Regions from separate parts of the Mus musculus genome. Here region 1 is linked to region 2. The links are chromatin loops, found by intact Hi-C in ENCODE. Cell type or tissue: heart. All regions are shown on one strand. Region 1 overlaps Pkd2l1 (polycystic kidney disease 2-like 1). Region 2 holds the start of Scd2 (stearoyl-Coenzyme A desaturase 2).

Region 1 (8,000 bases), 130 kb before region 2:
GACGGGCAAGCTCAAAGGGGTGGCCCTACACTTTTGGCAGGGGCTCACTCACGCTGTGCCGTTCTGAGGTCCAAAGGGGAGCTGATCTTCTTTGTCCGGCGAGTACACATCATAACAGTTCAAAATGTCCTCCCGGAAGTCTTCATGAACCACACAGGAGTCATTGCGCACGCGCAGCTGCCGCAACCTTGGGGCTCCCAGGAGCAGGTTCTCATAGTAGATGAAGGAGTGGGAGCCACGCCCCAGGCTCTGGTTGTTGTACCACTTTGTCCAGTACAAACTGTCCAGGAGTGGGCCCTGAGCAAACTGGACCAGAAGCTGGGTTGGGCCTGGTCCAGCCTCCTGCTTACTGTACTGCATGATCTTTCCCTGAGCCCTCAACTTGCCCCTAGCCTCTACTGTTTGGACTCCCACAGTTGACTGCGCTAACTCTGTTTCCTGCTGGTCAACCCCCAGATGGATACCCTCACCTCTCTCCAGCCTCCACCTTCACCCTAGCCCAATCTGTTAATTCGGCTTTATCCTTTCATTTGCCCTGGTTCCAGACTGACCCTCTGCCTTGTGTCTCAGACCATTAAGAAGGAGAGCCTAGGGGCGAGGGTGGGGGTGGGGTGAAAGCAGCGCCATCCGTACTCACATCCCAGAAGTCTGACATGCTGCTGATGGTTTGGAAGGAGACTCCAGAGTCGGATGGGGTGTGTAGGAACAATTCAGACATCACTTTGGTGTAGTAATAGGCACTAGAACTTGTCATTCCGTAGGTCACTAGAACACAACCCAAGGGGCATGTCCTCAAGGTCCACCTCCCCAGAAGAGTCAGGAAAGCCCACTGCCCTGGGATCAGGTGGAATAGGAGGAGCCCATCAGACTTCTCCCAGAGGTCTGGGGAAGGTGATGGTACCACTAGGGGTTCCAGGAGATGTTTTAGGGAAAGGTGTGGCAGCAAGAGTAGCTTCGCCCCACTTGGTAATTCAGTTGACATCGTCATTCTGAAATCTCACTTTTCTCCCTAGACTCAGCTTAACTGTCTAGTTCTTCTGTGCTAGAGCTCAAAGATGTCTGCACTGGGCAAAGCTTCCCTTTATTTATTTGTTCTTGATTTTCGCTTCTGAATTCTAGAGTAAGACTCAGGCTAAATGTCTTGCAATAGAGAGGAAACCTCATGACTTCTAGCGTCACTGATCCTAAAGCCATCGGAGTGACGGGTAGGCATAGTGGGCACCATAGTGGGTGCCAGCATCTCCTGGGATCAGGGTTCATTGCATTGCAGATCAAAAAAAAAAAAATCTGACTTCTGTTCTGAATAATGGCACCTCATTCAACTGCTTTAATGCCCCAGCCCCAGCCCCAGCCCCAGCCCCAGCCCCAGCCCCAGCCCCAGCCCCAGCCCCAGCCCCAGCCCTGTGTGTTGAAAATAGAGAAGCTCTAAGTTTCTGTGCTTAACGGCAGAGTTTAAAATGTATACACCACTTTTTCATAGGTTGTCCCTCACTCTGGGCTAGTCTGATGTTTCCTCCTGACTACATTCAGGTGATGGGTTTGAAGGGAATGGCCTCATGAGTGATGTTGTGTTCATCGTAGTGCGTCATACAGAAAATACAGGTTGTCTGTTGATGCCTTACTGCTAAAGTTAATTCTGATCCCTTATTAAGATGGTGTTTGCTAGGCTGCAGTGCTGCACGCCTTTAATCCCAGCACTCGGGAGGCAGAGGCAGGCGGATCTCTAAGTTCAAGGCCAGCCTAGTCTACACAGTGAGTTCCAGGACAGGCAGAGCCGTTACACAGAGAAACCCTGACTCAAAAAAACACAACAAACAAACAAACAAACAAAGATGGTGCCTACTATGTTTCTTCCATGTAAAATTATAATTTTCTCTTTTAGAATTAATATACATTTTGGGATGTAGAGTCTCACATTCTATAAATATCTCATTCATCTTTCACCAATGAGATGCAAGTATTTATTGATGAATTTTGTTTAATTATTACCAAGATGATCATCAAATGGTGAGTTTGTTTTCCATCAATTATTTCTTTTACATTAGCCAATTGTGGTTGTTTGAATAATAATGGCCGCCAGGGACTCATATATTTGAAGGCTTAGTCACCAGGGAGTGGAATCCTTTGAGAAGGATTTCAAGGGTTAAGTGGTGTGGCATTGTTGGAGGAAGTGTATCACTGAAGGTGGGCTTTGCCAGATCCAGCCTCTCCCTCTCCCTCTCCCCCTCCCCCTCCCCCTCCCCCTCCCCCTCCCCCTGACTACATATCAGGATGTAGCTCTCAGCTGCTGCTCCAGTGCCATGCATGCCACCGTGCTCTCTGCTATGATGATGATGGGCTAATGCTCTGAAACTGTAAGCCAGCTCCCAGTTAACTGCTTTCCTTTATAAGAGTTGCCTGGGTCATGGTGTCTCCTCACAGCACTAGGGCAGTGACTAAGTCATCTGTGGTCTTTTCAGTTTTTCCCCATATGGGTTCTAATTTGTTATTATTATTTATCGTGTTACTCAATGGACTTGTTTGTTTGTTTGCTTGCTTTGTTTTGTTCTTGAGACAGGGTCTCTTCTATGTAGTCCTGGCCGCCACTGAACTTGCTATATAGATCAAGCTAACTATAAACTCACAGAGCTCTGCCTGAGTGTTGGGCCAAAACATTTGGGCCATCATACCGGCTGAGTTTTTTATTTTTAACAAGGTGAAAACCTAAAATCAATATGTAATATGAGCTTTGGAGATGGGTCCTGGGTTACACTCTCTTTTGTGTTAGAACAGCTATTGGTAAAGTAATTGGTGGAATTGTAATAAGGGTTGTTCATTAAATGGCAGTATTAGATCAATGACAAATATACTAATTTTGACAATAGACTATTCCCCACCTTAAAAATTAAGGTATTTGGGAGTAACGAGGCTTTACGTCATTATGTCTTTAAATTTACTTTCAAAAGATAGTGGGGGAGGGTAGGACTAAGGAGTATCTTCATATTTAAGTATTTAAGTGAATCTATTAATTCTTTATATTTTTATTATAATTCCCTGTATGTGTATAATCCTGTTAGAATTTTTAAAATAGGATTTCTCAGCCTCTTGAAAGCAATTCCTTTAATTTTTTTTTCTCCAGTGGAACTCAGATACTAATATCTGAGTCAACTTTAAACCAGAATTAATCAGAAGAGATAATAAAGTTTATTTCATATTGATTAAGGAAATAGTTCATTAAGAGGCTATAACAATTCTAAACACACATGCAGCAAGCACTTTTGCACTCAATTTCATGAAACAACACCACTGAATATAAAAGCATAGATTGGCCTCAATGCAATAAAAGTGTGTGATAAGATGCACCAATGTCTGGAGAAACAGCCCATAGCACAGGAGGAGTCTTTACTAGTGGCACATCTAACTGAGTGCTAACACCAGGAATATATAAAGAGTTTTTTAAATCAAATAATAAAGCAGTCTAATCAATACATGTGCAAGTGAAATGAACAGTTTTTGAAAGATGAAGTACAAGTAGCTAATCATATGAAACTATCCTACATGTTTAGCATCAGAGAAATGCCAATCAAAAGCATGCTAAGATTCTCCCACACTCTAGCCTGAATGGCCATGATTAAGGAAATAACAACAATAAATGCTGACAGGGATGGAAGTGGAAGGAAACCTCATATCCTGTGACTAGGAACATAAATGCGACCATCCACTGTAGAAATCGGTGTGGAGGCGCCTCACGAAATCACAACTAGAACTACAGTGTGCTCTGTCTGCAGATGCCTGGGAACGTCTGTAAAGGACAGGCTAGCCTAACAGTCACCTGCAGGCCCATGCTCACTAGAGCAGTGTTCACAGCCAAGTTATGCAATCAGCCTGCGTGTCTGTCCACAGGTGAAAGAAAATACGGCATATGTACTATAAAGTCAGTGGCAAAGGGGAATGAAATTGTATCATCTGTAGAGAAAGAGATGGAATTGGATCATTATATTAAGCAATTAGACCCAGAAAGAAAAATACCAAATATTTTCTCTCACATGTGGATCCAAGCTTGATTTTACTCACACACACACACACACACACACACACACACACGCCACATACAAGCACTCACACAGGGGTGTGGGTATAGAAGGAAGGTACAAGAAGAAGAGGAGGAAGAAGAAGAAGAAAGGGGTAAAAGGGGAGGTTATTATTAAGGAGTGAGTCTAATCAAAGTTTTTGATATACTTGAATGAGGTATCTTTATGAGGGATGGAAACCTGATATCAGGAATTTAGTTCTCATCACCCATGGAGTAGATGGAGAGGACTCCCACAAGCTGTCCTCTGACTTCCACATACATGCTAATGGCATGTGTATGTATGCATATACAAAGTAAATTAAATAAACAAGTACACCACGATGTATAGAAATACACACGAATAAAAACACTAACTTTATTTTTCGGATCTTGGGACACACGTTTCCTTCCCATCCAATTTAGGAAAAGAAAGATTTGTAGACTGGAGCATGTTTAGAGAGATCCCTGGTTACAGCTACAGACATCATACTTCATCGTGGAAGGGCATTAGCAAAGACAGGATCATTGTTCCTCGAATTATCCCATTCCACTCTAATAACAATGTCCAGGACATGGCCTTAGTTCTAACTCGTGTCTGAGGTTATCTGTCCACAGTATCTGGAGAGAGACAGATGCTGAGATTGTTATACTGCTGAGTGGCCACTAGGTGGTACTCTTAGCCCCAGGGTTTTTCTAGTCCAGGTTAAATTAAAGCTTAGAACTATTGTAGCTCTGAATTGCTGTCAACTACCTAGGGGAGCTTAGTAGCTTCAGTCTTTTGTCTGTTTGCTTGCCTGCCTGCCTGCCTGCCTGCCTGCCTGCCTGCCTGCCTGCCTGCCTGCCTGCCTGCCTGCCTGCCTGCCTGCCTGCCTGCCTGCCTGCCTGCCTGCCTCCTTGCCTCCTTGCCTCCTTGCCTCCTTGCCTTCTTGCCTCCTTGCCTCCTTGCCTCCTTGCCTGCTTGTTCTGATACAGAGTTTCATGTAGCCCTGGCTGGCATTGAACTTCTGTGTAGATAAGGCTGATCTAGAACTCCCGAACCTCCCTACTTTCCAGGTGCTGTGATTATAGCTGCCCTTGCATCTGGTTTTGCTTTTGTTATTTTTCCAGTGCTGAGAAGTGAACACAAGGTTTTGAGTATGCTGGACAATTATCTCCCATTGAGCTATAGGCCTGACCCTCATAATCTCTGATTATTTTCTGAGACAGTAAAACTTATGTTTTCTAAGAAAAATGCCATCAGCAGGTAAAATGCTTATTAACACACAGAAATCCAGTATTCATTCCCCTAAACGAATCTTTAATTAAAGTTTGTATGTGTAAAAACACCAAGATGGAACCTTAAGATCTTTTTAGATTAAAGTCTAAACTTGGTTTCTCCATTCAAATACTCTCAATTCCTGGGAACAGAAAAGATGGCCCATACTTTAGTGCCACACAAACTCCAGTAGGATCTGTGTGACAAGTTCCACAGACTGAGGCGAATGACCTCAAAATGAGGAGGCCTCTTGGAACCGATTGTGGAACTCTTCGCTGGAGAAAAAATATTGAGCCGTAGTTCTCATGGCAATCTATCTGTTTTGTTTTTTCTTATTCCTTTTCTTATTTACAAGTTCCTGCTAGCCTAGGCCAAGATCTTAAGTGAGAATGGGTAAGAAACCATCCCTAGAGATGGGGTCACTAACATGACCTTATCCCCAGGGAAACCAACACTTTACTTTTAAAATAATTTACAAAACTATTGTGATAGATAAAAAATTTCCCAACAATAAAATTTCATATGGCTACATGTGTGTCATTGGAGGTGGATTTTGGTATATGGTAAAGAAAGCCTTAATTAGAAAGAAATAAATAATTTAAATTTACATATTGAAGATTTATAAAAAATCAGGTATTAGATGTTAAATAATAATTGACCATGGGGCTGGAGAGTTAGCACAGCGGTTAAAAGCACTGACCATTAAAGATTTATTTATTTTATTTTTATTTTTTTTTTAAGATTTATTTATTTATTATATGGAAGTACATTGTAGCTGTCTTCAGACACTCCAGAAGAGGGAGTCAGATCTCGTTACGGATGGTTGTGAGCCACCATGTGGTTGCTGGGATTTGAACTCTGGACCTTCGGAAGAGCAGTCGGGTGCTCTTACCCACTGAGCCATCTCACCAGCCCCCATTAAAGATTTATTAACCTGCTTCTGGAAATATGCTCCTAGCCTTGGACAACAGCCCCCATTGAATATATATTTTTAGAATTGTTATATTTTGATGATTTATAGTGATGTTACCTGTTCTGTTTGTGATTCACTGAATACATAGTTACAGAGTTGTAATGCTTGGATGATTTTTGTGCTTTACTGTGCCAAATGATTTTTGTTGGTATTTGTGATTGCTTCACTAGATACAGTTTCTAAGAGATGTAATGTTTAGTTGGGTTTTTTTTAATGTATAAAATCCCCTGCTTGAGAGCTGCAAAACACACTCAGATTCAAACTGCCTCTATGTTTGTTTCTGTTTGTCACCATCGAATCTTTATCCACCTAGCTTCAAAGACCCTCGTTCCAGGGACCCCCATACCCGACTGGGGTGGTCCGTGGCACTTTAGAACATTTATTTCTGTATCAAGGCTCAGCATCCACATGGAACCTCTTGAATTCAGCTCTGGGGGGATCTGATGCCCTTTTTAACCTCTGAGGGCACCGGGCCTGCACATGATACAAACACACATACAGCTGAAACACTCATAAGGAAATGCTCGGTGTTCCTTGTACATTTTTATTTATGAACATTGAGTACTTTGTTCAAAAATGTACTTTAAGGTAGTAATAACAAAACATTATATCTCAGTTACTCTCAAATATTAATGTGTGTGTGTTTGTGTAGGGGGGCGAGAGAAAGGGAGAAAGAGAATAATAAAATGAATAAGAGATGTTTTTTGTCACCACTTAGCCAAACTGTTTCAAATACCATTGATTTTTTTTGATGTAGAGTGTACTATCAACTCAGATTATTATAAAGATGCTTTCTAGATTAATTATACAGACACTATTTAAAGTCTAACCTTGTGCAAAATACTTTGCTAAGTGTCATGATGTCAAACCTCAGAAAAGTTCTACTAGAGAAGATTGGGTTAGGTTTTGTGTGTGTGCATGTGTACGTGAGAGAAAGAGAGAGAGAGAGAGAGAGAGAGGTGTGGGTGTCACTATGTAGCCCTAGTTGGCCTGACAGTCACTGTTTATACTATGCTGGCCTTGAACTCACAGCCTCTGCCTCCCAAGTGCTGAGTTTAAAGGTGTTGCCCTAGTTGGGGTTTTATAGCTATGAAGAGACACCATGACCAAGGCAACTATTATAAAAGAGTTAACTGGGGCTGGCTTACAGTTTCAGAGTTTCAGTCCATTATCGCCATGTCAAGAAGCATGCAGGCAGATGTGGTGCTGGGGAAGGAGCTGAGAATTCTACATCTTAAATCTGAAGGCAGCCAGGAGGAGACTGATCCCACACTGGTGGAGCTTGAGCACTAGGAAACCTCAAAGCCTGCTCCACAGTGATGCACTTCTTCCAGCAAGGCCACACCTCCTAATAGTACCACTCCCAAGCATTCAAACACATGGGGACCAAACCTATTCAAACACCACCATGCTCAGTTAATATTCAGTGTTTAATGGGTTCTCGGTCACTATTTGTTATGCTGGACAAATAGTAGAAGAGGGTTTACTTTATTTTATTATTTTTAAATATGTATATGTGTGTCTGATGTGGGAGATATGCATGTGTCCATGGAGCCAGAGGAGTTGGATCCCCTGAACTAGAGCCACTTGATGTAGGTGCTGGGAATTGAACTCAGGTCCTTCAGAAGAGCACTGAACGCTCATAATCACTGAGCCGTCTCTCCAAGCTCCCGTGGAAAAGTTAAAAAAAAAAAAAAAAAACCAAAACACTAAAATACAGA
Region 2 (8,000 bases):
ACAGTAACTTTGTTTCTTTTCTCTTACTGAGTTCCCACATCCCAACCGAGAAAGACTTCTCTAGCAAGTGCCTTGCTGAAGGAGGTCGAAGCTCCTGGAGCCAAGCCTGTGGCTCTCTCCTCTCTGTTCTCTTCGCCTGCTTAGCATCTGCTTTTGGCTTAGACATGAGAGCTAGAAAACATGCCTCCCTGTGAGTCTTACTGCAAAGTCCCAGGGCCACTCACCTGCCACCACATCTGCATGTCCTGAAAGTCCTATGACTTGCCATCCCGAGAAGTAAGGAAACAATGCCCACCTCAAGATTCATCTTTTCATAACCTTTTTACTATACTGCTCACCTATTGCCTATTATTATTCCTGAAAGAAATAATAAAGAGGATAATCTTATTTATATTATTATTATAAATAATATTATAGTTCAATTATCTAGTTATGATTATGTAACAAGTTTAATAAACAAACACCTATTTAAAGCCCTTCTTGGGTCAGGTACCCAAGCCCTATTTTCTTGGTAAATTTCAGTACAGCTGTCAGAAAAGCGGAAACCACCCGACATGGGGAGCCAGCCTGGTAAAACCATTGGGTAATTTAAAAACAAAAACAAAATACAAGACCAGGAATCAGTAAGGTCAGCAGTGGGTAAAGGTCGGAGGGAAGAATGCTCTAGGCAAAGGGAAAGGAATATTTTTATCGTTTAATATTGAAAAATGGGACTGAAGAGAAATGAAGACATTTAAGGGAAAGACATAAGCAGGGAAGGACCAAGGTCCAGAGGGCCTCCAAAGCCCCCAAAAGAAGTACAGGCTCCATGCTGTGGCCAATAGGAACACCCTACAATTAACTTATTTACTTAATATACCAATGTGGGGGGTTGTTTTATTCTTACTCTCTTGAGTTGAAGGGTCAAAATTAAAAACTGCCATACACTGTGTGTCCTTTTTCATACAGAAAACTTTATAGTCCCGTCCCCAGCTTCCACGCACACACTGTGCATTGCTGTACCAAAGAAGCCTGCACTTCTCGCATCCCTGCATCCCTGCATCCCTGCAAACGCAAGCATAGGCAAACATTCATCACATATTACCTATACCTTTCAACCTGGTCACTTCGTACTTCTTGATGCCAGGCCTCATGCTGTGCTGTATCATCCCTATCACACAGCTTTATTGAAGCTGGCCCACACGGGATGAGACAGGCAGTTTCCTATCTTGATTATCAACAGTTAACATGGTCTCCCACCTTTTCTTCCTGGAACCCTTAACTCATTCCTTTTCTAGGTTTCCAGAACTTTCTCCCCAAGGGAGAGAAATGTAGGACTCCTGTTCTACGTCATTGTCTTGGCAGGCCTCCCTTGCTTTCTCCGATAGACAATGAATGCAATGGCAGCTGGCTTAAGAAACATCACCAACCAGCTCTGATGCAGGCAGCACTGTAGGCTGCAGGTTGAGGGAATGTAAGGGCAGTTTGTCTCCAGTGGAGAGCTGCCTTTAGTAGCAATCAAGGCATTCCAAAGGAAACACTGTGTCTTCTTCCCCAAAGCAGCATGCAATAGATACTTGGAAATCCCAACTCATCTGGTGGACCTTCATCAGTATCTGGAATAGTAGCATGGAGGGTGATGCTCCACCACACACACACACACACACACACACACACACACACACCCTGTGGATGATGGGAGTGGTCCTTTTAAAAGAGACCCCAGGATTTGGAGAGGCGGTTCAGCCATTAAGAGCATTTGCTGTTCTTTCAGAGCACCAGAGTTGGATTCTCAGTTCCCACACAGACTGCTCAACTCCAGTTCCTGGGAACCTGCCACCTCTAGCATTCTCAAGTACCTTCACACATGTGTGCATATGCACACACACACACACATGTCCGTATAATTACAAGTAATACTAAATCTTTTTGTTTGTTTTTAAAGAGAAACCCCAGAGACAAAGCTCACCCCTTCCCCATTGAACACAGAGATGGCCACCTAAGAATCAAAGGCCCATTCTTGGCAGAATCAAACTGCTGGGGCTTTGCTATAGATACCCAGCCCCCAGAACCGTGAGGAGCCAGTATCTGTTGTAAAGGCCTCACAGTCTAAGGGAGTTTGTTTTTAACAGCCAAGGACAAAGGACAAACCCACAGCTAGTAAAAGATCAGACATCACGCAGACAACCCAGGGGGAAGTGACATCTCCAGATAACTTCACACAGTACCTCTGAGCCTCCGCCAGCCATTTGCTGAGGACACCTGGTCTTGTTCAGCATTCTTGGCTATGGTCAGTGAGCCAGGCCTGCAATGGAGGTGTCTGGTCACAAGCCAGAGAGTTGGCAAGCCCCTGAGACCAGAAGGCAAGAGGTCTGGTTTGGTCTCAGGAAATGCCTGGCATCTCTCTTCTTGAGAAGACAAGATGTCTATCAACCCCTTTTCCTAGAGGTGGGAGATACAGTAATGGGGTGACCTGGATACAGAAGGTACTCTGTGAATGCACCGCCTGCATAGGCTACAAGTTCTATCTCTTGAAAGAGTTAACACAGGCCCCAGAGAAGATGGGGCAGCGAGGGAGGTGTGTTAGGTCAGAGCACCCAAGGTTCAAGGGTCATAGGGTCCTCTGAGGAGTGGCTTGAAAGCGTTTCAGCACAGCTAGCTCCTCCCCTTGCCGGCTGAACAGTTTATCCCATCTCCGTATGTCCCTATGTCCCCTTCTTCCTGCTTAGAGTGGAAGAACAGGGCTACCCACTGAGCGGTCACAGAGAACCTTGCAGTAATAATTTAATACCCACTCTCTGTTCCTACTCCACATACATAAGGCTCCCTCGGCTAGATGCTTTTCGGCGGTTTTCAGATAGCAAACTGCAAACTTTCAACAAAAGAGTCTCCTAAAGGTGCCACATGTATTCGCAAGGCGTGAGGTGGGAAGTGGGGGGTGAGGGGTGGGATTGAGATACTGCTGACTGACCTTGGCTGTGCTCTCGGAGTGTGCACAGTGACCATGGTGACCCAGACCAGTGTGAATGGGCAAGCCACAGATCTATGAAAACTTGATTACAGTACCAGAGCTCCGAGTTATTATCTGGTAAGCATCCTGGAGCTGGTGGGCAAGGCTGAGCCATTGTTCCAAAAGGGACTACAGAGGCGCCTGTTGGGGAGGGAGGCCCCTCTCAGCTTTGCTCTCTGTTGGTGGTAGCCATTTCCCCTCCCACGCGCCTCTGGAAATGCAAAGACCGGATGGAGTTGCAAGTGGTCGGCGCTCTAGTGGCTTTCCCACTTTATGTACCTCTCCGCGTCTTCCTGCCCCGGTAGCCAACCCCCACTGCTAGATTGGGTCTTCTCTTCCAGAGAAAGCGCTGAAGCGCCCCCGTGGCAGGGTGGGGGCTGGGTGGAGGACCAGCGGGGGATGGGTGAGAAGCCAGGAGCAGAAAAAGAAGGGAGGAGGGGGGGGCGGAGCTGGAGGCAGAGGGAACAGCAGATTGTGCAGAGCCAATGAGAGCAGCAGGACGAGGTGGTACCAAATTCCCATCGGCCAATGACTAGCCAGAGTTTACGAAGGCCTCATTAGCATCGCCCCCCTCCGCTTGGCTAGGGATGGGACAATGCGGTGTTGGTGTCTGCAGTATTCTGACTCCTGGACACCGGTGGCTGCAAGCTGCGATTTTGGCGTCCTCTCATTTTCTATCCTTATCTCCGCCCGCGGCTGCCCTGGCCAGCCAGTTTTTGATTTTTTATCTGGTCATTGATCAATATAACGAACCTAAGGATATACAGGACATTAATACCCCACTGCCAGCTCTGGCCCAGAGCTTGTACCGCGCAGCGGGCTGCAGAAACTTAGTCATAGCACCCTTTGTCGCTGAGGTCTGAAGCTCGCTGCACGTTCTCATCCCTGGGAACGTGACCCCAGCATCCGACGCCAAGATGCCGGCCCACATACTGCAAGAGGTGAGCTTACACCCCACCCCCCACCCCCTCCTCAGGTTGGCGGTTGCAGATTGGACTTCTAGGTGGGTGGCTGTTGAGGGTTGGAGAGAGTTCAGAGCAGCTGGGAGCATTTAGCCATCATTTCCGAATTGCTCAACCTTGATAGATTGTTTCTGGACCGGGTGATAACCGGATTTTTACTCAGTACAGTTGATTGTCCCAACTTGTGTTTCTTAAAGTAAAACCTGACCTCTTTTCGATATGCGCAGATTTTCCTTTGTGAGTTGCTAAGGGTGCTGCTAATAAAGCGTCCTTTCCTGCCCCTTCATCATAAGGCTTATTCCCGATGGCCTGCACATTTCCGTGTTCCATTGGTGCGCTCTACAGTCATGCAACCTTGGCACTGGGGTATGGCCGTTATTGCATCTCTCCCGCAGTTATATTAGAGGGAAAGTAACCCCTGCTGCCCCCACGCGTCTGCAGTCCCTAATTCTCCACCCCCTCTCATTGCAGATCTCTGGCGCTTACTCAGCCACCACCACAATCACAGCGCCACCTTCTGGGGGACAGCAGAATGGAGGCGAGAAGTTTGAAAAGAGTTCTCACCACTGGGGAGCAGATGTTCGCCCTGAACTAAAAGATGATCTATATGACCCCACCTATCAGGATGATGAGGGGCCCCCGCCCAAGCTGGAGTACGTCTGGAGGAACATCATTCTCATGGCCCTGCTGCATTTGGGAGCCTTGTACGGGATCACACTGGTTCCCTCCTGCAAGCTCTACACCTGTCTCTTCGGTGAGCAGCACCCCTTGTCTTGGGCCAATACTTCAGATTTCTCCTTGATCTTTAAAGAGGTGGCCTCTGGTCTCTGACCCAAGGCAGTGGCCCTTTCTTTTTGGTTCTTGTTGGACCAGCTGGACTGGGCAAAGAACCTCGTGGTGTTAAGAATGGGGGGAGGGGGGAACTTGAGTCTTGAGAGTCTCATAACATTGATGCAGAGGTCTCTGAGCAGGCTTTTCTGTATGAGTCACTTGATGGCACCTGTCCCAGCTTTGCCTGCCACAAGAGAAGCAGGGCCTGCCTCAGAGACGTCAGAGCCAAGAGCTAGACCACGGGCCTAGTGGGTAACCTGTTGAGTCCAGTGAGGGGACAAAGCCATGGGATGCTGTTTTAGGCAGAGAGAACAGAGGGTAGGTTATAAGCCTAACTGTTTGGACTTCCTGCCTGGCCAGACTAGGCTGGTTTGCCTGGAGAAAGATGACGAAGGCTCCTGTATATCCAAGTTCAAAGGTGTATGGTACCACGATTTGGTACAAGCCAGTCAACAGACCATTCTTAGAATAAAATAAGATTGCAGGAAGGTTTTACCTTCTATTCAGCCTTCTGCCCCTCTTTTCCTGTCCACATTGTGCTGTGGCACTTTTCTCTCCACACCTAACACATACCTCCTGAGCAGGAAGAGAGCCTGGAGCAGCCACAGCCCAACTGTGATGAGTGTGCCCCTGTGCCACTGACCTGCCTAGCTCAGCTGCCCAGGGAGCCATGGGTAGTGCTGCCCCCTAGCGACACGCATGTGCTTTGCGGGTGGTTACACAACTGAACATTGAACCAGGAAGGAGGGACTGCATCTATAGTCAGGGCCTCTTGCTGCTCTCAGAGAAGCGGAGAGCAAGGGTTTCTTTAGAACAATTGATTTTCTAGAACAGTATCTGCATGTAGGTACTAATGGCAGGTCTCTTGCAGGACAGTGTATAGAAAGGCTGGTTGTCTCATTGTTGGCTGTCTCTCTGCCTCAGTCCTCCTAGGTCCTATAAGTGGTGAGATTCGATTCTTGAGAGTTTTCCAGGTACCAAACTTTTTCTCCCAAGACAAGGTTTCTCTGTGTAGCCCTGGCTGTCCTGGAACTGGGTCTTTAGACCAGACTGGCCTCCAACTGCAAGATCGGCCTGCCTCTACTTCCTGAGTTCGGGGATCAAAGGCGTGTGCCACCACCACCCAGCTCCCACTCATAGTCTTCACATCTTTGTCAAAAGTAGGAATGGAATACTTCTTTAGAATAGTTGTGTGCCCTGCCAGCCTTTTCCTGACTCGGCTGCTTTAAGAGTCTTTTGTACCTTTGTGGACTCCGTAACTCTGGAGCCGAATAGGTGCTTTTGACAGCACAGAGAGATTTTACAAAGCTCCACCCCCTCCCCCTCCCCCTCCCCATCCCGATTCTGAAGTTAAAGCTAAGAAAGAGATAGTTCCTACCCACCATTGTGAACACTTTTCTGGCAGACAGGGGAGGGATCTAAGTCTCCTGTTTGCTAGACGGAGAGGTGGACTGAAGAGGCCTAAGACTGCCTAGGTTTGTGTGTCCTGTGTGGTTGTGCGCACAACCACACACACACACACACACACACACACACACACACACACCCCTCTACCCCATCATCTGAGTTTTGATCCAGTCTACTTGGGTCATCTGCAGCATAAGCCCTTGGTGCTCAGCGAAGGGCTTTGGCTCTGCCCAAAGCCATCCCGTGATGCAGGGCTCTGGTTACCCTAGGATTTTTCCAGATAGGAAGGCCTTTCATCCGTGGCTGGTCTCCTGGGATCCTGTAGGAGGTACGGGAGTTGGGAAGGAGGAGAGAGGGGTCTCAGGAAACATGTTATCTGACTGCAGAAGGACGCAGCAGTTGGTGCAATGTGGGGTGTTTCCAGTAGCAACTAAGTTCTGTAGTCTGTGAAGGTCCTTTGTTTCTTGGTGTTCCTTGGGAGGGAGCCAGTATTAGCCTATTCTACCAAGGCCCCTGCTCCCTAGTTCTGCAAATAGGGGGAGGGTGTCAGATGTCTGTACCGCTCTCTGTCCCAGTGAGATATCAGGACTGTCACTTCTTGAGCCTTTCTGCTTCAAGGACAGTGAAGCAGTGTTTTTCTGCCAGCTTTGAGCATCTAACATTCTGCAAGGACAGGACCATGGCCAGGGAGAGAAACAAGACGAGGGAGTGGATATGCAGATCTTAGGGGCTGAGTAGTAGAACGGAAACAGGTGATGGCGGATGGAAAACTCACCTTCGAACAGTAGACAGACGACCTTTTCCAGAATCTGTTTCTTTAATAAAAGTGCTTGGTACAACTAGTAGTACCTTGTTCAAGGTGTGTGGAGAATATGAGAGTATTAGTACCCTTGGTAATGTTTGCGCCACTATGCAAATCTGACTTCCCGTTATGCTGCTGTGGTGTTGAAATGCACCTTTGCTAAAAGCCTTGTGTAGAGTTAGCTATTCAGTATGCCACTGCTTGTCTTTTCCAGTTAGCCATTGCCCAAGCTGTTCTGGCTGGTGCTTCAGAACTGCCCTTGGATATGGGTTCTAAGTTGAGGAAATGCAGTTTCCTGACCAGAAATCTTTAGAGGACTGCTAGAGGTCAAAGAACATTGGCCCTGGGAATGAAACCCAGTGATAGCCAGACTCGTGATGACCAGTGGTACCAAATGTTTAAAATGTATGAAGTTTCTACAAATCAGTGCGCCCCAGGGCTGCAGGGAAAACCAGGCCTTTACCCAAAGGCTAACTGAGAAGCTGACGGGTGCCAGGAACCTGTCTTTGGCATACTTCCCTTATGGATCTTGGCTTGTTGGTGACACCCAACTTTCTGGTCCTACAGCGTATTTGTACTATGTAATCAGCGCCCTGGGCATCACAGCCGGGGCTCATCGCCTGTGGAGCCACAGAACATACAAGGCACGGCTGCCCCTGAGGCTCTTCCTCATCATTGCCAACACCATGGCGTTCCAGGTAAGAAGTGGGTGCTGTGGCTGTGTCTCCGCCCAGGGGTGGGTAGTCAGGGATCAAGGTCTGGATAGTTGACTAGGACAGCCATTGTTTCTACTGCTATGTGGTCCCCTAGAGTGAAGATCAGTGCTGAAGTCCATATACCATAGAGTCACTTGTAAAGGGAAACAAGAAAGGGTCCCCATGTGCCGGGTCACTTTTCATCTTAGAGTCCCAGGGGTGTCACACAGCTTGGCAGTTGTGGGTCTTTAGTATAAAGGGCACACAAGAGCTGAGCACTGACTCTGGTTTCTTAGACCATAAGTGAACCGTTC

Evidence for each region. Hi-C counts contacts between places; a loop is a spot of excess contacts. Peaks named below come from ENCODE experiments on the same cell type or tissue, not always from the same donor. Only the 100,000 strongest peaks of a DNase experiment are listed, where the experiment ranks them.
Region 1: a loop joins it to region 2, with 3 times the contacts of the local background. A loop is called at or near these places in 3 of 42 quality-filtered maps.

What each region holds. Positions count from the first base shown.
Region 1 is chr19:44,157,000-44,164,999 of GRCm38, forward strand. It overlaps Pkd2l1 (polycystic kidney disease 2-like 1), which reads right to left. Exons shown (of 15, transcript NM_181422.3): 3 at 638-765; 4 at 53-306. Among named protein-coding and RNA genes, the nearest start is that of Bloc1s2, 15 kb to the left of the region's middle. In heart, a CTCF peak has its summit at 4,716 (motif pointing right); no DNase peak of the experiment used is centred here; H3K27me3 peaks cover 898 bases.
Region 2 is chr19:44,290,482-44,298,481 of GRCm38, forward strand. It overlaps Scd2 (stearoyl-Coenzyme A desaturase 2), which reads left to right and starts at 3,195. Exons shown (of 6, transcript NM_009128.2): 1 at 3,195-3,930; 2 at 4,423-4,705; 3 at 7,559-7,689. The coding sequence starts at 3,907. In heart, CTCF peaks have their summits at 3,529, 4,468 (motif pointing left) and 4,672; DNase peaks (open chromatin) are centred at 3,490, 4,400, 4,940, 5,480 and 2 weaker places; H3K4me3 peaks cover 5,804 bases; H3K27ac peaks cover 4,455 bases.